Linked DNA regions of Mus musculus: all the other regions are linked to region 1. The links are chromatin loops, found by intact Hi-C in ENCODE. Cell type or tissue: left cerebral cortex. All regions are shown on one strand. Links, peaks and the distances in the headings refer to the core of each region. The heading gives the core; the rest is flanking DNA. Region 1 overlaps Gdpd5 (glycerophosphodiester phosphodiesterase domain containing 5). Region 2 holds the start of Map6 (microtubule-associated protein 6). Region 3 overlaps Dgat2 (diacylglycerol O-acyltransferase 2).

The links. A loop is a pair of places that touch in the nucleus more often than their neighbours do. Peaks named below come from ENCODE experiments on the same cell type or tissue, not always from the same donor. Only the 100,000 strongest peaks of a DNase experiment are listed, where the experiment ranks them.
Region 2: a loop joins it to region 1, with 2.5 times the contacts of the local background. A loop is called at or near these places in 2 of 42 quality-filtered maps.
Region 3: it touches region 1 in a loop (2.3-fold over the local background); 2 of 42 quality-filtered maps call a loop at or near these places.

The regions. Positions count from the first base shown.
Region 1 is chr7:99,446,219-99,456,499 of GRCm38, forward strand. Gdpd5 (glycerophosphodiester phosphodiesterase domain containing 5) reads left to right here. Exons shown (of 18, transcript NM_201352.3): 8 at 1,904-2,002; 9 at 2,255-2,348; 10 at 2,724-2,869; 11 at 5,496-5,578; 12 at 6,775-6,925; 13 at 7,566-7,784; 14 at 8,257-8,414; 15 at 8,694-8,841; 16 at 10,234-10,281. Among named protein-coding and RNA genes, the nearest start is that of Klhl35, 15 kb to the right of the region's middle. In left cerebral cortex, for the core only: a CTCF peak has its summit at 4,709 (motif pointing left); a DNase peak (open chromatin) is centred at 4,696.
Region 2 is chr7:99,265,842-99,276,122 of GRCm38, forward strand. It overlaps Map6 (microtubule-associated protein 6), which reads left to right and starts at 1,606. Exons shown (of 3, transcript NM_001048167.1): 1 at 1,606-3,472. The coding sequence starts at 2,181. Gm26705 (predicted gene, 26705) reads right to left here and starts at 1,377. Exons shown (of 4, transcript NR_103487.1): 1 at 1,304-1,377; 2 at 566-630. In left cerebral cortex, for the core only: no CTCF peak of the experiment used is centred there; DNase peaks (open chromatin) are centred at 1,553, 2,397, 5,263 and 5,909; H3K4me3 peaks cover 5,885 bases; H3K27ac peaks cover 3,469 bases.
Region 3 is chr7:99,164,884-99,175,164 of GRCm38, forward strand. Dgat2 (diacylglycerol O-acyltransferase 2) reads right to left here. Exons shown (of 8, transcript NM_026384.3): 2 at 4,815-4,943; 3 at 199-306. Among named protein-coding and RNA genes, the nearest start is that of Dgat2, 13 kb to the right of the region's middle. In left cerebral cortex, for the core only: no CTCF peak of the experiment used is centred there; DNase peaks (open chromatin) are centred at 1,494 and 5,021.

The DNA of each region.
Region 1 (10,281 bases), core at 825-8,824:
GATGGCCAGGGCTACACAGAGAAGTCCTGGAGAGAGAGAGAGAGAGAGAGAGAGAGAGAGAGAGAGAGAGAAGCACATTTGAGAACTTCCAGTATGCCGGACACCATGTTTGTCATAACAGCATCAAGCAGCATTTATTGAGTACTTGCTGTATGCGACACGTCCTTTTCTCTCTGTTATCCCTTTCAGTTATAATTGTTCAAAATGGCAGCACTCACATCTAATATTCATTTCCTTTTGGTGGCAGCTTCTGTGCAGAGCACCTTACATGCATGTCCTTATTTATGTGTCAAACCCCTCCCTGAAAGGCACTCATCATCATCCCTCTGTCCCTGCTCAGAGCTGTTCCCTGAAGGAAGGTGCTAGCCTCCTCCAGTGCAACAGGGGTTGACCCAGGTGTAGAGACTCCAGGCATCTGCCAAGAAGCTAACCAATCTACAAGCCTGGATTCCAACTCTCCTTGGGTCTCAGCACACAGGCAAAAATGAATGAATGAATGAATGAGCAAACGAATGAATGAGTGGATCCCTCCCTTGCCATCATGAGTCATAGCCCAGAAGGACAGAAGTGCCAAGGCAGGTCTACCCCAGGCCTCTGGGTAGATCCTGGGAGCCACAAGGTTGCAAGCCTGTGCTATTCCTGTGTCTGAATGACACCATGGGGAAAAACCCTTTCCCAAACATTTCGATAATGCTACCAGGCATGATGGGTACCACTGCAGCAATTGTAAAACTGTGATGAAATTTTAATTGTATTAGGATTATGGGGAATCAGTTTTATTGCAAGGACTTCCGAGGTTGGCCTCCTATTGTAATAAGATGTCTTCAGAAAGGGCTCCTCAGAGTCCCTCCTCCACCCACCCACCGCTGTCTCATTCCACCACAGACAGGGGCTTTTATGAATGAGGGAGGAGCCCAGACCAGGAAGGATTCTAGGGCTCCAGAGAAGACTGAAGCAGGGAACCCCAGCTTAGTCTTACTTAGTTTGGGGTTTCCGGTGCCGGTTGGCACAGATCTCTGTCCCTGAAGGTACCTCAATGCTCATTACAGCTGTGCCCCACACTTCCCATGGAACATACTAGAAGCTGGGCTGGGGATATAGTTCAGTTGGTAGTGTCTGCCTCGCACAGTCAAGACCCTGGGTTCAGTCCCCAGCCTAGCGTAAGCTGAGCATGCTGGTGCCCATCTGTAATCCTAGCACTAGGGAGGCAGCAGAGGGATCAGGAGTTCAAGCTACATGAGACCTGATGTCAAGAGAAAAGCAGCCAAATGTAGGAGACCTAGGCTGCCAGTCCGACAGACGACATTGTGAGCCAAGTACCCCCTAGTGTGAGCCCAGCCCCCTCTCACTGCACAGTTCACAGGCTACTGCCCTGGTAGAGGCCTGATGCCAGAGAGGCCCTTGTTTTCCACTTTGTCCTCATCTTGTCTTCATCTTCCCTTCTCTTTCTCCACGTCTCTTTCCCTGGGATCTGCCTGCCTTTCCTGCCTCTGCCTCTGGTTGGCCTCTTACTGTCCATACAGCCTTCAGCTCATCCCTGGCTCTCTCCTTCCCTCCTCTTCTTGCACTATGTTCTTCCTCCTCTTCTTCCTCCTCCTCCTTATCTTTTTTTGTTTGTTTGTTTGTTTTTTTGTTTTTGTTTTTGCTTTTGTTTTGTTTTATTTTGAGACAGGATTTCTCTATATAACCCTGGCTGTCCTGGAACTCACTCTATAGACCAGGCTGGCCTTGAACTCACAGAGATCCACCAGCCTCTGCCTCCCAAGTGCTAGGATTAAAAGCACTGCACTGCACTGCCCCTGCCCAGCCTGTGGGCACGTCTGCTTTCTTTCTCCTCCTCCTTTCCCAGACAGAGGTCCCCTCATTCTTGCCCTGACCCTCTGTCTGGTACTTTCCTCTCCAGATGGGGCTGGTGGTCATCCTGGCCTCCACGGTGGTGGCCATGTCTGCAGTGGCCCAGCTCTGGGAGGATGAGTGGGAGGTGCTGCTGATTTCCCTGCAGGTGAGTGAGGCGGGCTAGGGACAGGGACACTGCCACCCCAGGACCCTTGCAACCCTTTATCACTCCTGTTTCTCCAAGGCGCAGAGAGGAACAGGGAGGGGTCTGCACAGCAGGCTTCCCAGCATCCTCAGTGGGCAGATGGAGACAGGATTGCCTGTCTTGTAGGTAGAGACGGTCAGCAGCATGCTGGTGACCTGAGGGTCTGGACCTGCCTTTGAGTCCCTGGTCCCTCCTGCCTCTCTTCACACCCAGGGCACGGCACCATTCCTGCATATAGGGGCCCTGGTGGCCATCACTGCACTCTCCTGGATCGTCGCTGGACAGTTTGCCCGTGCAGAGCGGTCCTGTGAGTACCCCTTAGAGAGGGCCCACCCATCCTGACCTCCATGAATACAAATGCCAGCTTAGACTGTCCAGGGACTCTACCTGGGTGGTCTGGGAATGAGGTGGGGCCCTTGTGCTCAGCATCAGGGGCTGGCTCCAGGCTAGTCATAGATGCTACCAAAGAATGCTCTGGGTGGAAAAAAAAAAAAAAAGAATGCTCTGGGTGTCCATGTCTTCCTGTACATGTGTGCCTAAGTGTGGGGTTCACTTCCTGTCAGAGCAAAGGCCACTCCACAGAACACCACGTTCTGACTCCAGTCTGGCTGGCTAGGCATGGTTGGGCCTGGTGAGAGATGCACAGTGGCTCATGGGACGTTCCTACTGCCCGTGTCTGCAGCCTCTCAGCTCACCATTCTTTGTACCTTCTTCGCCGTGGTCTTCACCTTCTACCTGATCCCTCTCACCATCTCCTCTCCCTGCATCATGGAGAAAAAAGACCTGGGCCCCAAACCTGCCCTCATCGGCCACCGAGGGGCTCCCATGGTAAGCACCCCAGAGGGTGGACCGGGGCAACAGCTGTTGCAGGAGAGGAGCATGTGGGAAATAAATGTCATGTCTGTGGTAGCAGATGTATCGCCAGCATAGAAGGACTTCCTGGTTTTGGTTTGATCTGCTTGAGACAAGCTGGGGTTTAAACTACCGCCAGCCTTCCTGCCTCTGCCTCCTGAGTGCTGGGGTTACAGGCATATGCCAGCACGCCCAAAACATAAGGACTTAAAAGCAAACAACAGGCTGGGGAGATGGCTCTGCAGGGGAAAGCACTTGCTGTAAAAGCCCGGCACACTGAGTTTAATCCCTGCCACCCACATAAAGATAAAGGAGAGGATGTTCTTCGTGTGCACTGAAGCATGTGTGCACATGCTCTCTCTCTCTCTCTCTCTCTCTCTCTCTCTCTCCCTCTCTCTCTTTCTCTCTCTCTCACACACACACACATGTATATACATACATAATGATAATGACTATAACACCACACTGACAATGTTTAAAAGTATTTATTTTCACTTTTATGTGTATGGTTGCTTTGCCTGACACCGTGGAAGCCAGAAAGGGGTGTTGGATCCCCTGAGACTGGATGGAATTACAGACAGTTGTGAGCTGCCATGTGGGCACTGGGAATCAAACCCAGGTCTTCTGAAAGAGCAGCCAGAACCATCTCTCCAGCCCCCAAATTAACAATTATTTAACATGACCTAATATCATAGTTATTTTTCCTTTGTCTCCAAAAATATCTTTCTGTAGTGCAGACTTTTAAAATCATGATCCAAATGACATCATGCAGCCCATCTGCTTGACACATGTCCCCCGAGTGCCTTTTCATCTGTGACAGCCCCTCCCCCAGTCTCCTTTGTGCTATTTATCTGTTGATGAAGCTGTCTCTAGACAGCCTCCCAAGCTGTGCATTTGGCTGCTCCATCCTGCGGTGGTGACTTGCTCATTATATCTGTTGTCCCATTTCTGAGATAGGGTCTCGGTGTGCAGCCCAGAATAGCCTGGAACTCACAAACCACCTGAATCCCCATCCTGAGTGTTAAGGTTACAGGTGTGTGCCCCGTGCCTGGGTGTGGCGTTCATTTTATGCTTGTTTGGTTTTTACCCTGACACAGGATAATTAGTGATGCATATTTGCAAGTCACGGTGTGGTTCTCAATTGTACAATGCATTATCCTCACACCGCAGTGATCCACCTGTCACATCACACCCTGTTTCATTGTGTTAGGAGCGTCCAGAATCCTCTCCTTTGCCTGTTTGAAAAGACACAGGGAGTTAGCATTTACCACTGCCACCCTATTGCAGTAGAATGCTAGAACCCATTCACATGGCCCATCATTTCCACCTGGTGACCGGCCTCCCCTCCCCCTCCTACCTTCTATTGATCATTATTCTGCTCTTTACTTCTGTAAGGTCAACTTTAAAACAACAACAAACAAACAAAAAACCCTCAAAACACCTTTTTTTTTTACAAAAAAATGTGGCATTGTGATGCCTCAGGACACGTGTGGAGATTCAGCCAACAATTTGCAGGTGACGGTTCCCTCCTACCAAGCAGTCCTGGGAATTAAACTCAGGTTGTCAGGTTTAGCAACAAGAATCTATACCTACTAAGCCATTTTGCAGACACTTTAGTGCTGTTTTTTGGGGGGCGGGGGGGGGTGTGGAGGCACGGATAGCCAGTGCTCTCTCCATGTCACTGTGAATGACTGTGTCCAGCCAGAGTCACCACGAGTGTGTTCCTGTGAAGGCTTCACAAATGATTGCCAGCCTTTTGAGTTGCCAGGTCTAAATCCAATCTCTGGTTTGGTGCTGACCTCTAGTGGTAGGAAGAGGTATGGCAATTTACTCTGCACAGGACCAAAGGAGACTCACTGCCCAGCTAGATACCCACAGAGAACAGTGATTCCCATATCCCCAAAGGTCTGAAGAGAGGGTGGGTCCTTAGGAGGGAGGATTCACCCAGGGTTGCAAGGCAGGGTCATGTAGCTCAATGGCTGGAGTCAACCTTCTGGGTGATGATCTGCCCTAGGGTTGCAAACTTATTGTTAGGTGTCAAGCATGAATTTGAGTCCATGTGCCAGTGTAGCGATGGAGAGATTATTATTATTGCTGTATAGATGAAGAAACTCATCACACCACAGCAACCCCATCCTCTCTCCTTCCCCCTCCAGAATCTCCCCCCAGACTGGGCTTTGAGATTAAGCCAGAAGGGACCAAGCACTCAGTCTCTGCCCAAAGCTACTGTAGGCCCACAGGCCTGTGGGGAAGGCCATTTGCTTCTAGAGTCTTGTTCAGTGCCTGTAATACAGCAAGGACAATGTGATCAGAGTGATTATTTGCTAACTCTGTTATTATGGCTGTGTCAGGCATTCATATTCATACGAGTCCATACCCAGCACACTGCCTGTCCCTTCCCCCCAAACCTCCATGAGGTATACATATTATAACAAATGAAAACATGGAACCTTGAAGCAGCTGTGTGGGTGCCCGGGTTCCCATAGCAACTCCACAAAGGAGCCAGAATGAGAGGCAGACCTAGCAGGGGGCACCTCCCACTGGCTGGGGAAGGGTCACCAACTGGACCCTAGCTCTGCCGTCACCAGTCCTTCCTCTCCAGCTGGCTCCAGAACACACAGTGATGTCCTTCCGGAAGGCGCTGGAGCAGAGGCTGTATGGGCTGCAAGCTGACATCACCATCAGGTTAGTATGGCAGAGAAGGGTGGTGGCCATTCTTCACCCCACCCCCACCTCTGCATCTGGGTCTCCTCATAAAAACCTCCTGCCCCTGGTGATAGGAGGGGGGATGAAGACTTGGATGATCACAACAAGCCAGGCATCCTTTTAGAGGTTTGTGCTAGACTCCAGAATAGAAAGAACAGACTACTGTCCAGTCAGGGTTTAGGTGTGGGGACACAGACCTGTTGGGAAAAAAATGACACCTGTGAGTCTCACGCCTTTCATCCCAGCACTCTGGAGACAGAGGCAGGCAGATCTCTGTGAGTTTGAGGCCAGCCTTGTCTACAAACCGAGTTCCAGGACAGCCAAGGCTACACAGAGAAACCCCATCTCAAAACAAACAAACAAACAAACAAACAAACAAACAAACAAACAAACAAACAGATCATATGGAAGTGATGTGAACATTTCCATCTCTAGATGCAGCATTTGTGTTAACACGAATGTCAACCAACGGGGAAACCCATCCCAACCTCAGGGGTAACTCAAAGGATACCCCTGAGGCGGAGAGAAGGCAGGGCCACCAATTACTGCCCCACGGGGTGTACAATATACAGCTACACCACATATGTGAGGTTACCACTCCTGGTGTAGACCACATAGATTATACGCCCCACGCCTCTCCATAGGAGTGGATAAAATTTCTTGAGGAACAGGGAGCGAGGGAGCCCTTTATTATTATTCTACACTAAGGAACTCTGTGAGCTGTGGCCAGTCCTGGTGGGTTATGAGGATGCGGGAAGTATGTGGACGTTGTCTAAGGGACCTGTGCAGGCACTGCTATCAATATGACATTTCAAGGACTTGGTTTGAGGCCAGGTTCCACCATTTAGTAGCCATGGACCTTGAGCTAAACGCTTCCTGCTTAGCCTCCGTTTTCCCCATTATCAAGCGAGGCAGTACTTCCCTTCTATCGTTGCTAAGTGCACAGACCCACTTTCCCCAGCCCTCCCCTCCCCAGCTGTCTTCCCCACTTGACCTTCGTAGAGAGCCAAGGACTTGTCCCTTGAACCCTTTGAGGTCCTCACTGGCCTAGGGGGGGATCTGCAGCTGAGATGGACACAGAACAGCTATGTCGTTTGAGGGCGGGGAGTAGGGAGGGTGGTGATGGGAACAGATGATATCTCTGAGTGGGCGGTGACAGTGATCCTCTCCTGCAGCCTGGATGGTGTGCCCTTTCTCATGCATGACACTACCCTGAGGCGGACCACCAATGTGGAGCACCTGTTCCCGGAGCTTGCCCGCAGGCCTGCTGCCATGCTCAACTGGACTGTCCTGCAGAGGCTCAATGCCGGCCAGTGGTTCCTCAAGGTTTGCCTGTACCTGGGCCTGCCTTAGGCATGGGAGACATGGAAGGCTCCTAAAGAAGGAGGCAGGTGGCCTTCAGCTCAGATGCTCCTGACCAGGCTAGCCAGTGACCCCCCCCTCTGGTCCCTTGCATCTGGACCCCATAGCTGTCACTGCTTGTGTGGGGTCTCTGTTGATTGGCTTTCCCTCTCATGGATGCTGATCTTTAGTAGACTTGCTGAAGCTGCAGATGCAGGGCTGGGGATGTAGCTCCGTTGGCAGAGTGCTCACCTAGCGTGTACCAAGCCCTGGATCCTTCCCTAGCACCACAGAACCCTGATGGGGTAGGGCAATCCCAGCAATAGAGATGAGGGTAAAGCGGAACAGGAGCTCAAGGTCATCTTTGACTACAGAGTGGACTCACGGTCACGCTGGACAGGCTCTAAGCAAAGGATTCACTTGGAAAGCGAGGGTGGGGGAGATAGGGCGGGGAACATAGAGGCAAATGTCAGGCACTCCTAAGACCCCTACTGGGCCACAGTCAATTGCTCAACATATCCACAGCCACTGGCAGCCCCGGGTCTCCATGCCCCATGGCCAGGAAGGAAGGCGTTTGAAAGCTCCAAAGACCTAATGATAGCATGCATGTCCCTGTTTCTACCAGACCGACCCCTTCTGGACGGCCAGCTCCCTGTCACCCTCCGACCACAGGGAGGTTCAGAACCAGTCCATCTGCAGCCTGGCAGAGCTGCTGGAGCTGGCCAAGGGCAATGCCTCGCTGCTGCTCAACCTTCGGGACCCGCCCCGTGATCACCCCTACCGTGGCAGCTTCCTCAACGTCACACTGGAGGCCGTGCTGCGTTCAGGCTTCCCCCAGCACCAGGTGGAGCCCAGTGGGTGACCCCTGCTTAGCCCCCTGCATCAAGACCTGTTCCCTTCTCCAGACTTCAGTTTCCCTGTTGGCGAAACAGGGCTGTGTGCACCTTATTTTCCTGACTGGCCCATTGTGGGGACAACAGATCCTTTGAATCTCTCAGAGGAGGGTGGTGGCCCACATTCTCTGGTTACTTGAGTGGAACCTGGCCCAAATCACTGTGGTGTGACCGTTTGGGAACCTGATACCACTCTGACAACACAGTTTCTCTAGATGCTCTTGACTGTGGTCAGAGGAGGGGAGGGTGGGCTTGTCCATCTTGTCTTGACCAGGCAAGCTGCCCAAATTGTTCACTGTGGGCTCTACTGCTTCGGACAGGCCCCACTTTGACCCTTGAAGGGTCTAGGAAGTCTCAGACCCTCTCCCCGAATCTGGAGGTGAGAGGTCTGACCAGCCTGACCACCCTGTCTCCTGCCGGCAGGTCATGTGGCTATTTAACAGGCAGAGGCCTTTGGTACGGAAGATGGCTCCTGGCTTCCAGCAAACATCTGGATCCAAAGAAGCCATCGCTAACTTACGGAAAGGTCACATCCAGAAGCTGAACCTCCGCTACACTCAGGTGTCCCACCAGGAGCTCAGGTGCCTGCCCTGTGCCACCCAAGGTGGCCCTGGAGGAGTGAGGGACTGTGTATCCCCCCAGTTCAACCCTCCACTTAGCACATGTGGGCACAGTGCAGAATACACAGGGAGCCTTGGCACACAGGGTTTGGGAGTGAGATGGGAACCACTGAGCAGTGCTGGTGCCCCTGGACACAAACACTTTCCTCCTGGGGTGGCTGAGAAAGTGTCTGGCTATCAGAGGGGTGCTTCTCCAGCTCCCCACAGCAAAGCAGCTAAAGACCTCTGTCCCCTGCCCAGGGACTATGCATCGTGGAACCTGAGTGTGAACCTGTACACTGTCAATGCACCGTGGCTCTTCTCCCTGCTGTGGTGTGCTGGGGTCCCCTCCGTCACTTCCGACAACTCCCATACCCTTTCTCGGGTGCCTTCTCCACTCTGGATCATGGTGAGTTGGAGACTATGAGGCCCGAGGACATCCATCTTCCTGTAAGGGCTCTCCCTGGAGGGGATGCAGGACATCCAGGGATGGTAGCATCCATGGTGTATGGGGTTGGGGGTGGGAGGTATGTGTAGGCTTAGACAGAATGGAATTATCATAGCTTCTAGGTCTGCATTGAAATTCTGGGGACCCTGGGCCTGACCCATATGAAAGATCACACGGCTTAGTGATAACTCAAGAAGCTAACACTTTCCTGGGTCATGGGTGCTACTCCTTAGATTTAGTTTTAAAGGAAAAGTTGTTCCAGAACGAGGCTGGAGGGCAGGGCAGGTCTACACAGAGGACTGTGAGGAGATCAGTCTTGGAGCACCTGAGACCAGCTGAGCCCCTGTTCCTGCCCCTGAGATAACCCTGGGGATGAGGCAGAGGCCCCTTGCCATGTCCCTGAGGCCACAAAGATAGGAGAAGGCTCCGTAGCTAAGGGTGGCAGAGGTGGCAAGTCAGAGCTAAGTTACCGATGGTTTCATGGAAGAAAGGTGTGGGCAAGGCCAGAGGAGGGCCTCAGTCATGGAGAGGGGGCTATGGAGGCCTGGGTCATGAGCTTTAGACTCATACAACTTATCATGACCCCTGCCAGTCCTGAAAGACCCTGCTTTTCAGCTTCCATCTGCCCACGGTCCTTAAACACCTCCTCTAAGGTGACATGAAATAAGTACTAGGCAGGCAGCAGAAGCACACATATTGTAGTGTTCAGGCCTGGGAGTTGATGGACAGAAAAGTGCCCCCCATTAACCAAGGGTACTGAGGACACATATATGGGGCTTGTGATCAATGTCCTACTGTCTGACATGGGTGCCCCATACCTATTTGTAGGGTCATATGTCTGTCTGCTTGGCCCATGGTATCTCACATGCATTATCATTTGTCACTTGCCTTGAGCTCCTGTAGCTTATATACACTTGAATTTCAACATACTACCTCTACCTTGATTTTTGTTGTTGTTGTTGTTTTGTTTTGTTTTTTCTCTGTGTAGCCCTGGCTGTCCTGGAACTCACTCTGCAGACTAGGCTGGCCTCAAACTCGGAGATCTGCCTGCCTCTGTCTCCCAAGTGCTGGGATTAAAGGCATGTGCCACCACGCCTGGTGCCATACACTCATGCATGCATACATGTTTGCATACACACACACACACACACACACACACACACACACACACACACGCACGCACACGTGCACGCAGCCCACCACACCCCGAGTTCATTCCTGCAAAATAAAACAGTGAGAAGCCTCAAGCTCCTTCCTTGCCCATCCTTGTAAGAGGTCCCCCAGTCTGTGGCCCCTCGTTATAGATGAGCTGTACATACACTCATAAGCTAATCTTGGTTCATCTCTCCACAGCCCCCAGACGAGTACTGCCTCATGTGGGTCACTGCCGACCTGATCTCC
Region 2 (10,281 bases), core at 781-8,780, 180 kb before region 1:
CAGGCTTCTCAGTGGCTTATCTGGGAGGCTCTGCCTGTGAGACTTTTGGATAAGCTTTTGAATATTAACAGGTTCTGCTGAAGAAGCCATTTCTATATGCCAGGAGCTGCAGCTAATATTTCTTGTGAATTGTGTCACTTCAGTCTTCAGAAAAACTTTGTAAGTTCAGAATAGATACCCTTGCTCAGAGACAAAGTTAAGGGTCAGAGGTTGCCACAATTTGTCTATGCCTTAGAGCCAAAAGTGCAGAAGCCAGGATCCAAATCCCTGAGTATGGACTCCAGGCTTCTGCTCTGGGTGCTTAACTTTCCTCATGAAACCACCCCGAGGCATTTATTAGCTCTACTACCCCTCCCCCCCCACCCCCCCACCCCCCGCCCCGACCCAGGGGACTGCAGCCCAGAGACAACCCAAGTCACAAAGAGAGTATCAGAGCCAAAGCAGGTCCATTAGATTCCAAAATCTGTTCAACCCCAAAGTAGAAAAGAAGGCAGAAACACAACCGAGAATCCCCTCAAAGAGGTCTCCCTTTTCCTAGGGAACTGTCTCTCATCCAGCCGCTTACCTCCTCCCTTGGGTCTCTTTCCAGAATCTTCCTTTTTCTCCCTTTCCCCCAGTGCAGCATCTGGGCTGGAGAAGAACCAATTTTATCCTGGGAGAGTAGACTCACTGCTTCCCAGTTGCTTAAAGAAGGAACAGCCAGAGTATGGCTAGGCCGGCCTCTCCCAGGCCGGCCTCTCCCAATCTCATACAACTGGGGAAGCCCTGTACACATAGGCTTAGGTCAAGAACCAGCAACACGGAGCATAAGTACAGCCTGATAGCTGACCAATTAACTGCAGCTCTCCCTTTTAAAGTATCTATTCAGGGGCTGAGTGGTTAAAAACTTGTATTGGTGTTCCAGAGGACCCAAGTCCGGGTCCCAGCATTCACATGGGGGTGGGGTGGGAGCTCATAGTCGCCTGCACAGCACCAGGGAAATCTACTTCTGACCCTCTGGCCTCAGCAGGCACCAGAGCCCATGTGCATATACCCACACACAGACAAAAGCACATAATTAAAAGGTGGCGCACGCCTTTAATCCCAGCACTTGGGAGGCAAAGGCAGGCGGCTTTTCTGAGTTCAAGGCCAGCCTGGTCTACAGACTGAGTTCCAGGACAGCCAAGACTACAGAGAGAAACCCTGTCTCGAAAAAACAAAAGCCAAAAACCAAAAAAAAAAAAAAAAAAGTAAAAAAGATTTTTAAAAGAAGCCAAAGCATCTAGTCTGAAACAGACATTTCATGGAGGCGGGGCGGTCTTACACTTAAAAAATTAGTATTCATTGGTTGGGGCGATTTTACGAAAGAGAGGAGACTCGGTTCTAGGACATGAAGCTGGCAACTCAAGGACAGCAAGTCCTCAGGAGCTTGGGACTTGAACCTATCAAGGACCCAGTTCTGCTGTTGCCTGGGAACAGAGAAGGGAGGAGCTGCCAGAGAGAAGGGAGGAGGGGACAGGGAGAGGGCAACCTCTCAGCTGCGCGCCCTGACGACAGCAGGTGATTTTTTTTTTTTTTTCTGCAGCGCGCATACTCTCAGCATCTTTTCTTGATCACCCCACCTCCCTTGCTGAGCCGCAAAAAAGGGTGGGGCCGCCTCTCTGCAGCAGAAGACGACAGCGGCAGCGGCTGCGGCATCACCGGGGGTATAGATAGAGGCCGTTTTGCTCTCTGCTCTGTCTGGGTTGGAGGTGACCGCTGCCAAGCCTCGCTAGGCGGCCGGCTGAACCAGACGGAAAGGAGATAAAAGCCTGCTTGCGGATCCTTCCCTGCGCCATGGCTTAAGCCCACAGCCTCTTTGCCAAGCATCTCCTTGCTCTGCCGGGGTCTGCTAGACACCGCAGTCGCAGAGAGGGCGCGCCCAGACGCCCTAGGCCTGGACTCTGGGACGCTGAGCCTCGCTCCTATTCTTCACTGCCCACAGCAGCTCCTCTGCAGCAGGCGTTTGCAGCCGGCAATCGAGGGACTTTACGGACTTTATCTCAGCGGTACCTTGTCCCCGGGTGCTCTTTGAGGGTGGAGGACGAGGCAAAGGGCTTCTAAGGGAAGGAAGCGGTGGGAACCACATTGGCGGGTCTGGGTTGGGGTTAAAGGGAGATTGGAGATTTGATTTAGGACCACAAAAAGGCTTTGTGGCTAACATGGCGTGGCCGTGCATCACAAGGGCCTGCTGCATCGCCCGCTTCTGGAACCAGCTGGACAAGGCGGACATTGCGGTGCCGCTGGTTTTCACCAAGTACTCGGAGGCCACCGAACACCCAGGCGCCCCTCCGCAGCCGCCAGCTCCGCTGCAGCCCGCGTTAGCGCCCCCCTCGCGTGCTGTCGCCATAGAGACGCAGCCAGCCCAGGGAGAGTCGGATGCAGTTGCCCGGGCAACAGGGCCTGCGCCCGGGCCCAGCGTCGACCGCGAGACTGTAGCCGCCCCCGGCCGGAGCGGGCTGGGCTTGGGCGCGGCCTCAGCCTCCACTTCCGGCTCAGGCCCCGCGGACTCGGTGATGCGACAGGACTACCGCGCCTGGAAAGTGCAGCGGCCCGAGCCAAGCTGCCGGCCGCGCAGCGAGTACCAGCCGTCCGACGCGCCCTTCGAGCGCGAGACCCAGTACCAGAAGGACTTCCGCGCCTGGCCGCTGCCCCGGCGCGGGGACCATCCCTGGATCCCCAAGCCGGTGCAAATCCCTGCGACTTCGCAGCCTTCCCAACCTGTTCTCGGGGTGCCCAAGCGTCGGCCTCAGAGCCAAGAGCGCGGGCCCATGCAACTTTCTGCTGATGCCCGGGACCCGGAGGGTGCTGGAGGAGCCGGGGTGCTGGCGGCAGGAAAGGCGTCCGGTGTAGACCAGCGCGACACACGTAGGAAGGCAGGGCCAGCATGGATGGTGACTCGCAACGAAGGGCACGAAGAGAAGCCTCTGCCCCCAGCCCAATCCCAGACCCAGGAGGGTGGTCCTGCAGCTGGAAAGGCGTCCGGTGCAGATCAGCGTGACACACGCAGGAAGGCAGGGCCAGCATGGATGGTGACTCGCAGCGAAGGGCACGAAGAGAAGCCTCTGCCCCCAGCCCAATCCCAGACCCAGGAGGGTGGTCCTGCAGCTGGAAAGGCGTCCGGTGCAGATCAGCGTGACACACGCAGGAAGGCTGGACCCGCGTGGATGGTGACTCGCACGGAAGGGCACGAGGAGACGCCGCTGCCACCCGCCCAGTCTCAGACCCAGGAGGGCGGCCCCGCAGCTGGAAAGGCATCTGGTGCAGACGAGCGCGACACGAGGAGGAAGGCGGGGCCGGCCTGGATGGTGCGTCGCTCGGAGGGGCACGAACAGACACCCGCTGCCCATGCCCAAGGCACAGGGCCTGAAGGAGGCAAGGGGCGCGCGGTGGCAGATGCCCTCAACAGGCAAATCCGGGAGGAGGTGGCGAGTACAGTAAGCAGCTCTTACAGGTGAGACTGGGGCAGCAGGTGATGCTGGTCACCCTCATCCCCTCGCGAGGACCACCCATTCTACCCCCACACCGAAAGCTTCGCATTCAGCTTCTTCTCCAGGGCCAGACCACACCCTCTTCAGCCACATTCCAGAACCCTTTCAACCCAGACTTTACTGCCCCACCCTGTCGGAAAGCCCTTAACAGTTTCCACACTGGTTTTCCCAGCTTGTTTTTTGTGCCACCCCTAAGCCACATTTTCCTCTTGGCTGCCTAGCTCAGCTCCCTATCTGCCCCACAGAGACCCTGTCAGTTTCCCCCTGTCTCATCAGTTCGCCTGCTGTCCCAGCCTGGCTCCCGTCCCCTAGTCGCCTCCACTCATTCACTTCTCACTTACTTCCCCGTGAGACCCTTTCTCCTCCCCAGTCTCTTACATTGTCCTGGTCTCTTCCTATTCGATTCCTCCCCCAGTTCCTGGCTGACACTCAAGCGCCACACCCTTTTCCAGATTTCTCTACATGCTCCTTAATAACTGGCTCTAGTACTTTGAAGTCATTCCCCTCCTGCCTCTTCAGTAGCTTTGACACATTGGGCGAGCTTTTTAACCTTCCTGGGCCTTCACATTCTTATCTGTAACTGGGATCAATAATAGTCAACTTAGAACTATCCACACAGGACTGATTTAAGCTGAGATATTCTGTACAGTTTTGAGGATAGACTAAATGCCAAACATGGCTCTAGCTGATGGAAAGATGGAAAGAGATGACTCGGGATGACTGGCCATGCCTGAGATGTAGTGAGAGGTCTTGTTTCCATTTATACTCTCCTATGTGATGCCCCCTTATTCTTGATTCTGCTTCCTGGATGTCCCTAGCCCTCTTCCCTGTTGAGGCAGCTCCTTTCTTCCTTTGTGTTCAGATGTTTCTATTTTTTCTTTTAATTAATTAGTTAATTAATTAATTTACTTATTCCCTTTACATCCTGCTCACTGCCCCCTACAGTCCTTCTCCCCATGCCCCACTTCTTCTCTAAGTGGGTGGGGTCTCCCCCTGAGTATCTCCCTACCCTGGTACATCAAGTTTCTGCAGGGCTAGTCTAATCCTCTCCCACTCAGGCCAAACAAGTCAACCCAGCTAGAAGAACATATTCCACGAACAGCCAACAGCTTTTTGGGGTAGCCCCCATTCCAGTTGTTTGGGACCCACATGAAGACCAAGCTGCACATCTGCTGTATATGTGCAGAGAGGTCTAGGTCCAGCCCATGTATGCTCTTTGGTTTGTGGTTCAGTCTCTGAGAACCCCTAAGGGTCCAGGTTAGTTGACTCTGTTGATCTTCCTGTGGAGTTCCTATCTCCTTAGGGGCCTACAATCCTTCTCCCTATACTTCCACAAGACTCCCCAAGCTCCATCCACTGTTTGGCCATGGGTGTCTGTATCTGTCTGAGTCAGCTGCTGGGTGGAGCTTCTCAAAGGTCAGACATTAATGTGTCCCTTATCCTCTGGCACATTCACGTTCCTTGAAAATGAACGCTTTCAAACTTAGAAACATCCCCCATCTTCCTCCACGCACACCCTGTTTATACAATTCTCCCTGTGCTGCATGCAGCCTTGGCCTGCTTTCTCACCTCACATCCATCCAGTGCACATCTCTGAATGTTTAGCTTTTGGGCCTTCCTTTATGTTTCTACCAACATCAGCTAGCTGATAGATCCTAGTTGACTTGAACATGTAGCAGCACCGGGCTTGGGTACTGAGGAAGCAGATGTGTGTGATAATGATGGAGCTGGCCTTGTGCAGCTGTGACTTCTGAGGTCTTCATTCAGCTCCACAGTCAGTTAGGTGCCCTTTTCCTAAGTGTGGAAGGAAGGGCTACAGAGTTAGTGTCTTCTGCTAACCCTGTGTGTGGGCGCTTCAGTAGGCTCTGCAGGCACTCCTCTCATGCAGCCAGAAGACTGGCATAAATAGAGACTCTATTGTTAAGGCAAAAGTCAGAGCCCTGCCTCAGAATTCCATGGCTTCCTGCATTCTGGTTCCCACTAGGTACCTCTCTCTGGGTTAACTGATATCACAACCAGACTGACCTTCCAGCATTAGTATATTACTTCCTTTCCAAGGTCTGGGTCAAACAAGGACGAAGCTCCTTTTCCTTGGACAGCCACAGGGAAGTGGGGTTCTCATAATAATGTTTATACTAGCACTGGAGGATCAAAAGAGAGACAGAAACAAACACCCACAAGCCAAGATGAATGTGAGTTTCTGATTCTGCCCTGGTACTTGTGTTCACAAATCCTAGTTCATTTATCTGAAAGGTTGGTCTGTGGGTACCCTGGCATTGGATTCCTGCTTCCCCTTTCATCTTCCACTCTGCCACGCCCTGGTGGGTGGAACCTTACGGGTGGAATCTGGCGAGTGGATCCACCCAGCAGGATCTGCCCCTTCTCACCTTCATAGAGATCAAGCCAGTTGGATTCAGAGAGCCAAGGCTCCCACACCGCCTTGGGTGATCCTGCTCAGTTTATGTTTCTGAGCTGGCTGGAGTTGTTCTATTTGTGGAAGCTGGGTCAGACAGCTCGAGAATGAGCCCGCCCCTCAGATGCGACGACTCACTTCAAATGTTGGTCTGTGCCTTTGTTCCAAATAGCACTCTACCCTGCAACAAAGCCTTACCTGTGGTAGGCATGCATGCCCTTGTCCACTTTCCAATTACACAAATACTGGCTGCTTAGACTCGTGTAGGGGACACGAGTCTCTTGAAGATCGCTTTTATCTGCTGTCAGAATTCTATCAACTTATTATGAACAATCTTTGAACACCTCGATTCTTTTTAAATCACATTTTCTGTAAAGTACATATATTTGACTTTGTGACCATCCATGCCCTTTTGTTGTATTTTGAAATATTAAGAACATGTGTCTTTCTAAAAAACAGACATTTCTTTAATGAACAATTTGAATTTATGACAAATTTGTTGCAAAACTTACTTTGTTGCTGTTGTTCCATAAGAAACACTAATCAATTCCAGGGAAATGGACTTTGGGTGGAAGTATCTGTAAAGAAGTAATATGTTCTATAAATTAACATAACATAGTATAGATAAAAAAATGTCTGGGATGTATAGACCTATTTGGAACATTGTTTTTTTCCCCTCCCCTATTGTCTGACTTTCTTTTCCTTGCTATGATTCTGGAGAGCTCTTTAGTTTAAATATACCCCATGTCCATTGTAAAGGGGCCTGGTGTCACCATAGAAGCCAAATTAGGCTCCACATCAATGGCAATTTGATTTATACGACCTTCTCTTCTCGCCATGGCGGCTGTTCCCTCTCCTGGGCCTTACAAGTGACATCCATCACATGGCAGCAGTGTGAGAGAAAAGGACATGTCCTCCATCATCGCCATGCACTGGTCTGTGATTTAATGCACATTCTATTCTGTATGCAGAATCGTATATGTGCAAATGCGCAGTCAGTGAATAACATCAGCTACCCTGGGCTGCTCTGGCTTTGAAAAATTGTTCTTATCAGCAGGTATAAATGGTATCTGGGGGTATCTTTGCCATTATCCATAATCATGAGGTTGATAAAATTTTAATGTATTCTTTTGACATAGATAATACTATAAAATCAAGAACCACGTCTTAAAGGTAGATTTTATTGGGGAGTCACTTGTGACATTTGACCTTGCATCCTCAATTAGGAGATAGATGAATCGTAAGGAAGGCATTAAAATTCCCCTCCCAGTTAACCCCATTGCCTTGGCTGTCTGCTAACAGGATGAATGTGGCACCAGGTGCTCCTGCAGCGATGCTAATGACAACCTCTTCCTAGATGTAATCAGGGGAGGCTCTGGGAGGTGAAACTAGTAAACCAGAGGCAAATACTTGAAAGATGAAAACAGTAGCGGGAAGTCAGAAGGAAAAGAGCCTTTGGTTTCCAGCCTTGTGTGAAGGTTAGAGAAGGCAGGTCTGACTTGGCTTACACCCTATGCACCAACTGCATACTTCCCTAATTTTCCTCTGCCCAAGTTCTAGCAACATCTCAAGACAACCTCAGATGCTGACCTCTCAGCACCTTCTTCTGCCCGGCCTTTCCAAACGATTCCTTCCTTTGTAGTCACAATGTGTGAGACAAACTCTATGTGTTGGATGTGCTCGCCCACATCTCCCCAGCTCCTGAGGGCTCAGATGAAGGGCTTTGTTTTGTTGGTATATTTCACAGCTTAATTCTTTCTAGGAATTGTTGGTCATATGGGACTTTTAGGGCTTAGTGAAAAATTTATTCACTTCCATATTGATAAATTTCCTTCAATTTAATGTGGTTGAACTTACAGCATAAAATGACCCCCAAGCCCTGCTGATGCCAACCAAGGTGCTGGGGGTGGGGGGGAACCAATGAGTGAGCTTAAATCCTACGTAAGGAAGGGGGTCATGTCTTCTTTAGAATAAAGCCTGAATTCTGCCACATTATTCCAGAAGGAAATGCTCATCTGGGGAAAGGCAGATAGACCCACAGGCCTCTCTGCACACAAGTCTTCACCTAGGGCAAGTGGCTCAATCTCTCTGCATAGTACAATCTCTAAGAATGCTAATGCAGGGCTTGGAGAGATGGTTCAGTTAGTAGCGTGATAGCTGTGAAAGCAAGAGAACCTGAGCCCGGACGCCCAGAACTCACATAAAACTGTCAGGTGGGGCAGCATGCATCTGTTACTCCAGCCCTGGAGCAAACAGTGACATCCATGGAGCTCAGTGGCCAGGTAGCCTAGTCAAGTGAGTGAGTTCTAGGTTCAGGGAGAGATCTTCTGCCAAAACGTAAGGTGGAGCATGACCAAGGAAGATATCTGCTATTAATCTCTGACCTCCACATGCGTGTGCACATGTGTTCAGATGTGCACATGCACACAAATGGTTATACACACTTTTTTTTTTAAAGAAAATGCTGATGTATAGATGCCCCACCCAGAAGTTCTGATGCAGTGCATCTTGGGTATCTAGCCGGGACATCTGAACATTCTAAATTCTTGGTGATTCTGTAGTCAGGGTTCTCAAACCTCAGGATGGGAAGAAAGAACCTCCTGAAGAACTTTCCAAGCTTCGGATCCCCAGGCTATGTCCTCAGATCCTGTTTGGCAAGTTTAAAGTGGAACCCCCAAATCCATTCTTGTTACTAAGTAAGACTTAAGGCTTTCTTTGTTAAAAATGCACTGTCCATTTTTAAAGTACGTTAAACACACTTTTTGTTCAAGTCGGCTACATCCTTCACTTACGTAATTTCCCTCCACAAGATCTTATATGAATATATAATCATGCATACAGGGTTTTAAATTTATCTTCTTACAGTTAAGCCTGTAGCAAACTCATTGAATTTTTGTCTTCGTGTATAGACTATGTTAGGGATCTGATCCCCCAGGGCTGGAGAGATGGCTCAGCAATTAGGAGAGATGGCTGTTCTTGCAGTGGGCTCAAGTTTCCAGCACCCCCAATAAACAATTCATAAGGACGTGTAATTCACCTCCAGGGTATCCACACACATGCACACACACACACACACACACACACACACACACACACACACACACACACAGACACACAGACAGACACACAGAAATAAAGTAAATCTGAAAAAAAAACCAACTTCCCCCTCTCCCCTCGCAGGTGTCATTGTCCCACCCCCTTTTTAAGGCTTTCCTTTCCCCCCCTGATTAGGTCTCTCCCAGCACATAAGTGTCATATATACTTGGGTATCATTTCTGGATCCCCTTTTCCGTTTCATTAGCCTGAGCGAATACCACACACTCGTTTTCTCTTATTTTGTACTATCCTTTAATTATTGTTCCTCTTGGGAGGAGCATCTTTGCTACATCCACTAATTTATTATTGCTCCAATACATTTATTTCCCTAAGTTAATCTTGTGATTGGGAACCTTACCACATTGTAATCAGCTCTGTCAAGGAGATGATTATGTGTTTCTAGCAAGTAGTAATCTGTTGCCATGCTTCCAATGTGTCTGCGCCTTGTTTGTGTTGTGTTTTGCATTGATTAGAGTGCATCTGTTGTTTCGAGCGGTCCGTGGCAACAGATGTCTGTCTAGGGACACAGGACGGCTTCTAACAGTTTATCTTTAAGGATGAAGTCTGCTCTGCTTTTCAGGGAACAGCTTGGGAAACCTCTCATTCTCCTACATTGCTCCGAGTTTTTAAAAAATAGGGATGGCTGTTAGATCCTATTGAGTAATTTTTCTATATCAACTGATGTCTGGTTTTACTTTTTAATATTGATAGCTCTTCCTGAGGCTAAGCCATATTATTTGTCTTGAGGTAATCCTTGCTTAGATAAAAGAAATATCTTTATTATGCTGAACTTGGCTTGCTGTTTATAACTTAAAATATTGGCATGTGTATTTATAAGTGAAACTGGTCTGATATTTTCAATTTTTTCACATTGTGCTCAAATAATGTTGGGATTGAGGTTATAAATCTAGATGAGTTGATTTCCCTACTTTTAAATTGTTTGGACCAAGTTGTGTAGAAGGGGCTGTCTCTTGACTATCTGATAAAATTCTCCTGTACACCTACTGGTCTTTTTCATGAATTTTACTACCATTTAGACATCTTCATTTTGAGTTATTTATTCAGGGTTGTTTTTTTTTTTCATTTCTTCTTGAGCCAGTTCCAGCAATTGATACTGACATTTTCTGGTTTCTAATTTCAAGTGTTATGGACATAAACTTGGTAATAGCATTCTTGTGACATTTTAAATATATCTATTTGCCTGTAGCTGTGTTTTTCACACCTGGCATTAATTTGTGCTTTCTCTTTTTTTTTCAAGGTTGG
Region 3 (10,281 bases), core at 778-8,777, 280 kb before region 1:
CCTTAAGAAAGGTGAGCTCTGTGAACACACTGAGGGAGCTCCAAATCACCCACCCCAAACCATACACAGCCTAGCCCAGGTCTTTCACAGAGTAGGTGTTCCATAAAAAGAGGCAGCAGCCAGGAGGAGGAGCGGCAGCTGTGCAGAGCCAGCTTGTTAGGGTACGGGATGAACACAGGCGGGAGAGCAGACGTTTACCTTTCTTGGGCGTGTTCCAGTCAAATGCCAGCCAGGTGAAGTAGAGCACAGCTATCAGCCAGCAGTCTGTGCAGAAGGTGTACATGAGGATGACACTGCAGGCCACTCCTGGGGGAGCAGGGGACAACAGGTCAGCCTCCCAGGCTCCCATGGAGGCAGAGGTCCCAGGTGCCTAGGCACTGGGAGTGGTTGGTAGGTGGAGCACTGGCTCAGTGAGGAGGAGCAGAGCCTGCACAGGCCTCATTTACTAAGACTCTGGTGAGTCCTAGTGCTAGGAGCTCCCGGCATGAGCAGGACGGGCAATAGAGGGAGACCTCAGCTTCTAGTGAAGCTGATTCTTAATGTCTCCTCCTTGCATGGCCCTTTGCCAGTGCCCAGCAAAGACCCTGGACACAGGAAAGGAATATCTACCAAGTAGCTAAGCCACTGAAGTCACTAAGGCAGGGTGACTTTTATTCTGCATTAGATGAAAACGTGGCAGGAGCGACTTGCCCATGCCTACCTAGAGGAGAGCCAGGATTTAAACTCAGACTTTGAAGTCCATGGTCCATACTCGGCCTTAGAAGTTCACCAAAGGTGAGAAATCTCAGACTGTGATGGGGATGGGGGGTGGGACAAGGGGGTGAGGGGTGGAGTCGGGGGTGAAGAGGACTGTTGTCACAGGAGAGCTGTCCCCTGTAACATACAGAAGGCTAGGCAGCCCCCAGCCAGAGCCAGAGCACACCAGACTCCCGCTCCCCAAACACTTAGTACTTTGCACCTACTGGCAGGCCATGTTGCTGAAAGACCTGGCCCAGAGAGGAGGAGAGCCAGTATCTTATGGCCACCCCAGATGCCTTCATCATGGCTGCTCTTCTCGGTTTCTACCCAGTCTTCAAGCCCTTGTCAGATCCTTGTTCCTCCAGACCACCCCTCAGTATCACACTACCCCATCATCCATCTCTTGCCGCCTAATCCTCCACACTGGGTGGGAGAGGGATTCAGGTTTCATAGGCCTTTGCCAGCTACAACGGTAAGCCTGTCTGAGAGTTGTTTCCATGAGAAAGAGTAAGTCTAGATGCAGATCTCTGTGAACCTAAGAACAGGGAAATTGCGGTTCTCACACTCTTCCTCCCGAGTCTTTCCCTAGGAGAACTAAAACCAGACGGCAGTTTCTGGAGAGCAGGCCATGTGGTTTCTTAAGACAACTTAGCAGTGTAGCAGTGGTACATCCATAGGATGTTGGGTCTTAGGAAGCATCTGCAGCCCGCACACCCTGTTGAAGATAACGTGGGTCCTAAGGCAGCCAGGAAGAATCCTGCCTATATTTAGGCTGCAGATAGTACATTGTTCCGACAGCTTGCCTCCGGCCCCCTTCCTTGGTCCCAGAAAAAGATTCCTCCAGTGCCAGCCTCTGCAGTGTCCAAAGCAAAGAAAGGCTCTGTTCATTCCAGGGCCTGGCCAGGCTCATGGAGTTCAGAAAGGATGTCGTGAAAACATCCTAAAGCCCGTGATGCTGGGAGGCTGGTTGCTATGGGAGGGAAGGTCATCACTTCACACCTGTCCTTCCTGCATGACTAAGTGACAGAAGACCAGAGTTGGTGTTCCAGTTCTGGCTCTTATGTAGCCGGGGCTACCCCTGCCCTCTCTCGGGCTGTGTGTTTTCTCTCACCCCCTGCCTATCCAACAGAGCTAAGGCTATGAGCTAGAACAAGGTGAGATTAATCTCTCCAGCTCCAGCCACCAATATAGAAAGGGTTTGTTTTTTTTTTTTAAATAAAAAGAATGAGCTACCTGCTGAGCATGGTGGCACACAACTTTATTCCCAGCCCTCTGGAAGGCTGGATCTCTGTAAGTTGAGGCCAACCTGGACTACATAGACACACACACACACACACACACACACAAACGCTCGCACATGCCAATCAGGGCTACATAATGAGATCCTGTATCCAAAAACCTTACAGAGGGGGGCTTGGGAAGACAACTATGAGCTAGCCCATAACATGATCTCCCTTTTGGAGAACCTATAGCAGCTGCCTGTGCCATGTCTTCAGGTGATGAGGCTGAAGCCCTCCAATGCCACTGGGCCCAGGACATGTTAGCACAGTGTCTGACTCAGCCTGCTTGTTTCACCCAGAACTTCCTGCATGCATCCCTTCCTGGACATGGCAGCCGCAAGCACCTCACACTGCAGAGCTCTGGCCCCCAGCTGGCAGTACAGGGCCGTGTGTGGGTGCTCTTCGGTAGGAGACATAGCCATAGGGCTGTGGAGAGCAGGGACTTCTAGGACCAAGCGGACTCGGTGACTTGGCCCCGCCATGTATTGCCCACTGCCCACACCTAAGCCTTTACTTTCTTACAGAGGTTGGCAAGATAAAATGACATGATGTTGGAATTTAACACGTGATCTGGACTACATAAGTGCCTGTGGACTTGTATGGGGGGGGGCAAAGTGACATCTAAGTCTTCTACTGGGTGCACATGGAAGTTTAGCATTTCCTTCACTCAACCACAGAAGTATTAGCAAAGCCTGCTGACACGATACCCACAGACGACAAGGGTGTGTTCATATCAAATTATAGCAGTCTCAGCAATCTTGATGATGCTCCATTGATTACTACTTAAGATCAGTAATTATTATAGCTGCTGCTACGTTCTAACTCAACACATAATAAAAAAAGCACACATGACTAAATATCCAACTGGGTTTCAAACGTTTACATATTTATATTCCAGCACTATTAGTTCCTTTAAGACCCAATGCACTTTATTTATACAATTAAAGGAGCCAAGAAGGCCCTCGGCTTTCACCGGAGGTCTAGTGGACTACACGGCAAAACAAAAAACTGTGTAAGAGGAACCTGGAGGGGATCTGTAGCAGCGTCCCAGCAGAGTCTGCCTCTGCTAACAGGCTTGGGACACAGAGGGAGGGAGGGAGGGAGTGGCTGCGACTGTTCATGTAGTCATTAACAGCAGCTTAAGCAGGCCTGATCATCTGCCCAGCTCTGGCTCTCACCTACACCAAGCAGCAGGTTGGAAAGACACGTTGAGCCAGTTTCTGGGCTGTGGCTGGGCCTCACAGATCATTAACCTACAGCTCGGGGGCCAGTCCCTAGTCCCTATCACATGCTCTCTGGGCTAGGATTGCACAATGTACTCAGTGCCCCTGCAGCCAAGCTCTGACCCACTAAGGCAAGTGGTGGCTTCTAGTGAAAACAGAGACAGCAGGAGCTGGTAAGGCAGACTAGGCAGAGGCCCGAAAGGCCTGAGAGGCCCGAGAGGCTGGGGTCACTGAATTCTTGTCTTGGCTCCTTCTATTTTCTTCTGTGGCTCTGGACAAGGCTCTGACCCCACTAGACTCTGCCTTCCTGTCTGAACAAAGATGAGTTGCACTGTCCCCTCTACCCTGGTATGCAAACCACACTCAGGGTCTGAGCCCTGTCCTCAAACCTGTTTCTTCACCTTTCTGGGGCCATGTGACCCTGTAAGAATCTGAGGATAGCTACAGCCACCCTTTGTAGCAATAAAGATGTTTACATGGCCTTGCATTTAATCTTAGGAGTTCAATATTGTGGTCTCTGTCCATTGATTCTGGACCTCACGGTAAGGGGATACACTAGGTTTTGACGCAAACTCCAACTTGCCCTTTAATGTGTGTCATGATCTGTCACTAAAGCTCTACATTTCCAGCTCACCTGTGTAGGAGGAATGTGACAAAAGACATTCCAAGAACCCGGCACATGTGGGATTTGTTCCCATTGCTCTACAGCGTGGGCTGAGGCTCCATGCCTGCCTCAAGGGCAGCTGCTCTCTATCATCTGATGTCTGTTGAGCTCCTGCCACCCTGGGCAGTTTGAAGAGACAGTGCCTGAAGACCTGGCTCCAAGAACAGACACGTGGTGCTCTGCAGCAGATCTGTCCCATGTGCTCAGACACTAACCTGTGCTGAGGACATAAGGCCTGGGCATGAGGAGGAGGTCCCAAGAGAGCAGTGTTTGCTTTCACCCCAAATGATTCTAGCCGGCAGGCAGTGAAGCACCCAGTCAGCCTGCACAAATAGTGTCACAAAGCCACCGCGGGCAGGAGAGTCCCTGGGGAGGTCATCCAGCAGAGGGGATAGGGACTGGCATTGGGATCTCAGGACCCTCTAAGGCCAGAATCCATACAATGGGACCACCAGCAGGCTCTGTGTAATGGCTTTCAACCCTTATTTTCAACCCCCACGATGTCTACCGAAACCAAGTGAGCAGCACCCTCACATCCAAGAGGAGCGTGCTTGTTCTGAGAGCTCAAGAAGCCTAAGGAAAGTCAGAGTAGGTCTCAAACCTGGCAATGCATGCTCTACGGCAAAGCAACACACCTGCTCTTGGCTGGCAGATAAGCTGGACTGACTATAAGAAGGGCACGAGCTCCGGGCAGCCCACAGCACCAGAGGCAAGTAGGTTGGGCAAGTTAAAGCTGCCAAATGAAGAAGCCATACTACATCTATGGACTAAGGTTTCTGGCATGCCTAATGGTGGAATGTTTGACCTAAACATGGGAGTGAGTGGAAAGCAGCTGGGGAAGAAGATGACTTCACTGGATGCAACCATGTCCACCCCACCCCCATTCACCACCACCCTAGGTGAGCTTACCTAGCACCAGGAAGGATAGGACCCATTGTAGTACTGAGATGACCTGCAGCTGTTTTTCCACCTTAGATCTGTTGAGCCAGGTGACAGAGAAGATGTCTTGGAGGGCTGAGAGGATGCTGGAGCCAGTGCCTGCAGGAGAAGACGTCCGTTTGTTTACAAGCCTGCTCCCCAGCCTCAGACACCTCAATGTAACACCCCTCCCACAGATGCCTGGCTAGACAGCTGAATGTGGGCCACAGAATGAGAAATAACTGAACCCTCACTCGGCGACCAAATGTCTCTCTGATGGCTGCTTTACAGCCTTCCCTAAATCATAGAAAACAAGGGGATGTCGTACTGGGGAAGCTAAGAGCAAGCTGTGGATTTGGGCCATATATAGGAGGCCAGATCTCTTCCATCTCCTATGCTCCAAACACATATCTTCCTTTATCTGAGTCTAGTACAAATATTTAGTCTTTGATACCTGTGGCTATGAGGCCAAGGACAGAAGTCCAACATCCAATTTGCAATATTTTGTTTTGATTTTTGTCCAAGTGTACTTTGCGCCTCCGGATCCCTGCCCCACTCCCTTTACTCTGGACAGCCTTCTTTCCATGAAGTTGACTCTCATCCTAGACCACTACCAGCTTAAGAGGGATTTACATTCATCCTCGATGCAGTTCCCAAAGCTTGGGGCTGAGGGAAGATTCGGGGGTATCTTACTTCTCCTAAAGTGAAGAGCTACACTCCCCAGCATGGCAGATAAAACCCAAGCTGGTGTTTGGAGTGGTGGTTTTTTTGTTTTTTTGGTTTTTTTTTGTTTTTTCGAGACAGGGTTTCTCTGTATAACCCTGGCTGTCCTGGAACTCACTTTGTAGACCAGGCTGGCCTCGAACTCAGAAATCTGCCTGCCTCTGCCTCCCAAATGCTGGGATTAAGGGTGTGCGCCACCACACCCGCCTTGGAGTGGTGTTTAAGCAAAGACACACAGGACACACGGAAGCACCTGATCCAGGGCTGTACCTATGTTTGCTTCTAAGCAAGTGCCAAGACTGGAAATCAGGACAACGTGTGCTTGATTAATTGGCTCTGTAGTTGTAGACCCAGGATGACCCCTGGACTCTAAAAGCTAAAGGTAATGCCGCCAGGAAGCCTGGTGCCTACAGGAGAGGTGGCACTAGGGAAGACAAATGACTCTGTCACAATTATATCCTTAAGGGTCTTATGACCTTTCATTCCCTGGACTATATGTGGGGACAAGTCTCAAGCATATGTATAAGAGGAATGAAATTCCAAGATATAGTCTAAACTCCTGACATAAGGCTGGTTGGCTACATCACTGTCATCAACAATGGCTGAGGGCTAAGCATAGGTGCCTATCAGGCAAGGCCAGGTACCCCACTGGCAGGAAGACAAAAGGTGTTGTAGCGATGCCTTGTCCAAAGCATTCTTTGAGGACACACCGTCATATCACCTGTGAGCAGGTTAGAAATGCCAGGGTCCACTGAGTCAATTCTGCAGTTGACAATACTCCCAGGTGCTAAATTTGAGAAACAACTAGAAGTATCTAAGTCTCACATGGAGTAAGAGAGTGAACCAGGGTTCAGCCTTCTGCTAGGCAGGAAAGAAATGCATGACAAATGCCTTCTGCTGTCAGCCCCACCACTGCAGTAGGCAGAACCTCAGGCTAGAGTTCGGAGGGGTGGTTAAGGAAAGGCACATAGGGTATAGGAAGACACCTTGAGCCTGCTGGGAAGTGAGGCCCAAGCCCAGGCCTGAAACCTTCACCCTACGCTGGCAGGCCTTGCATCTCAGTCAGCAAAGTCAACCATAGCTGGGCCAGCACTCAGCTGGGGGGTGGGAGGGATGGGGAGGAGGCATGCAGAAACTCCTTACTGGTCATATGACCTGCCCAAAACTGACAACCCCACGCCCCCAAAAAAAACAAAGTCCCAAGTCCCCCTCGTGTTTTGAAATTGTTTACAAGTAAATAGAAAGGAGCACCCATTTTGTTCAACCCTCATCCCATTATACAGACAAAACCAAGGGCCTGCGATACTCTGCAGGTCTGTATCCAAGCAGGCCAGAGCCCATCACTCTGTCCTCACCCTGTCTCACTGGACCAACCACCTACTGCCTGCCTTGCCTGCAAAACGGGAATGTAGTCCAGGGAGGACCCGCAGCAGTTCTGCGAAGGAAATGGCAGATCTCTGGAAAGGCTGGGAGTGAACCACAGGACCACATTCCTAAGATCCACTCCCACATCCCCCCTGCCTGGCCTGCCTCAAGTCCAGGCGCCAGTGGAAGCCCTGAGGGACCTAAGAGACAGTGATTGCCCTTAGAGGTGACACCCTAGGCTTTCCAGATTGAGAGGACCGTATGTCCTCCAGGGAGGTACAATTCCCGGGGGGACCACCCAAGCCTGGAACCTAACAGAGGCTTTCTAGCCACCCCAGGGAGTCTTTCTGTTTGACAGAGAAGTGAGGAGAGAACAGCAGGGGATGGAGAAGGAAGCTCTCCCTCTCAGCTTCCACACTCTCTTCCTTGTACAAAGGACATAGTTCAAGATGATTGTCACATGAGACCAGATGCTGCCAGAGGCCAAGTCAGTTCTGATTCACATCTGGGTCCCCAGTGCCCTGACAGGGCCTGGCTAGTATGAGAAAAAGGCACTCAACCCTAGTCATTCGGATCCCTAGGGCTCCTTCCATGCAGGGCAGAGCAGCAAGAATGGTACCCGAGGAGATCCTGAAGCTGGGAATCCTGGGAGTCTGTCATCGTCACCCCCATGTGATGCTGATCATGGCCAGGGCCTCTCAGAGTGTGGCACTCTATTCAGACCCAAATTCAGGCTCACATGGGCCCCTATGCTGCTGGTCTCACATCCCTTCTGTCTTCTCCCCCAGGAAGCTGCAGGATGCTGGGAAGTAATGGAAAGTAATGAGGGTAGATCAGGAACGGTTTCATGTTCTTCTTGTTCGTATTTTGTGTTTTACCAATTAGCTTTGGTCTTGCCAAGTCTCATAGCCCATGATGGCCTCAAACTTGCAATTCTGCTGCAGTTTCCTGAGTGCTGAATGACAGGCATGCTATAGAAGGCTTCTTAAAGAGCACAGAGGGGCTGTAGGCTTTTGGGTTCTAGTCCCAGCCGTGCCACCAATTCCTATGTCAACTTAACTGGGTGGCTTTCCCTCTCTAAAATGGAGTGAGTTAGATCAAGCTCATGGTCCCTGGTGTCTACCTCCTGGCCAGAATTTGGGCCCTTAAGTTAGTTTGCAGCAGCCCTGGACGATCACCTGGGGAACACGGAAGTGAGGGTTCCCTGTACATCCCCAGGGCGGAACTAGCCTTTGCCATCCAGTTGTTAACACGTCTCTACTCCAGCTTGCTTGGCAGAAGTCCAGCTGGTGAGGAAGCTAATCAAATGCCACCACCTCCACACCCAGCCTGTTTGACTCGGAGGTAGGGTGGGCAAGAGAGTCTTAGCATCCAGCCAAATTCAACTTCCTCATCCCAAGCCTTTCTGGGCACACCCACTCTTCTCCGCTTACACAGCTCCAGTCTCACAGAATCCCATGTCACCCACCCCTATCAGTGACTTGTGAGTGCCAAGACTGGACCTGTCCCATCTGTGTGTGTAGAACCTCACACGGGGCCATGGCAGCAGGGGGTTGTGTGTGGGGCAATATGAAGGTTTGCTGTATGGCTGAACAAATCCAACATGGCTGGCCTCAGAGGAGGTTGGATGCCCAATTGGCCTGGGCTGCTTTCAAGAATCCAAGCCAGCCCTGTTCTGAAAACGCCGAGCCTCTCTGGTTGTCTATAAGCGCAGTCTCCCTGACTCACGAAGGGAACAGAACCTCCTCTTGTAAACATGGCTTTTCACAGAAGAGATGATATGTGTACAGTGGAGAGTAAATAGACGAGTCCTGTGCAGCCAAGGCTCCCACAGGCCACTCAGGAGGCTGATCCCTGCATACAGCCCATGGACCACTCCATGTCTGAAGGACAGAGGGAAGGGAATGCCACAGAGGCCCAGAGCAGATGTCTTACCACCCTGTGCCATCTCACTGTCTCACAGTACTCCTTAGAAGGGCACACAACAAGGAGGAAACCAGCATGATGAAACCCAAAGAGGGTAACCTCATGGAGAGGGCACAGGAAACCAGACCCAAGTCTCTTCAGTCACTTGAACAATGCCACAGTACTAAACATGGCAAGTCTACACCCAAACCCCAAGATAACACCTGTATGAGGAGGGCTGCCTGTTCCGCCTACACTGTGCCTCACTGCCATGGGGACAGTTCTGTGCAGACTGGCTGTACAAGAAGGGACAACCCCACCCAGAGGCTCCCATGGTCAAGCTCCAGCTAAGGTCATGAGAGCTGCCTGCCAGTGGACCCAACAGCCTCCATCTTAGGGACCAAGAACGGGAACAACAGGAACTGTGTTAGATGCCTCTTGTTCAGTACCTAATATCACAGTGAGTGAAGAGGCCATTTCCCAGGGCCTCCTGGCTGTCTCTCACCCTTGCCTAAGAGTGACAGAGTACACCTAAGCCCCCACTCTGGAGAAGGGCCAGCTCTGCCCTGTCTGGCTCTGTGACATGAGATGAGTGATTAAAGCTCTCTGAGCATTAGAATAACCTCATGGGGTTGTTGGAAAAGATTAAATGAGAAAATAGACGGGAGCCTGGATGCGTAAGCTAACTGCTTCGAGGCCTGCTGAGCAGAGTCCCAATCCTGGGAGACACATGGTGGACAGCACCAGCTCCTTCAAGCTGTGATCTGACCTCCACACAGGGACTGTAACATGCATGTGTGTGTGTGTGTGTGGGGGGGGGGTGTACAGGTAACAAATTGTTCTTAGTGTACGTAAGGTGTGTGTGGCCAGTTAGGCGAGACAGCTGCTGCCCTCACCTTGCAGTGGAAAGGATATAAATAGTGAGCAGACAGCGTCTTACACAGTGTGCTAATGGGGGGACAAGGTTGTACATTAGGGAAAACAGTACAGAGTAGGCTTTGGAGGAAGGCGAGCAGAGACTGTCGGTGGTAGAACAGCTAAAACAAAGAGGGGGTTCCAATAAGGCACGGTCAAGGCACATCATCAACAATCCAGAAATGGGGAGGGGTAATCGGAATGTCCCAAAGAGAAGTTGAAAACAGAGGACTGTCTAGTCAAAGCAGTATGACAGACAAATAAAGCCCCAAAGCACGAGCTCTTAGAAGGCGCTGCCAGGGACGGAAGTGTTTGGGGGTGGGAATCAGCCGCACCTGTCTGGAAGCTCAGGACACTATGGAGGAAGAGAATGTGCTATCTATCAGGCGGAGAAAGGCTATAAAGAAAAAGAATCTGGGGTAATGGGCCAGAACCAGGGGCAGAGAGTCCCTGGCCTGAGGACGGGAGGTGGGAGCATAGGTGTCGAAGAAGCATGTGTCACACACAACAGCTGGGAGACCACGTCCCAGGGGCAGCCCCATGGCTCCTC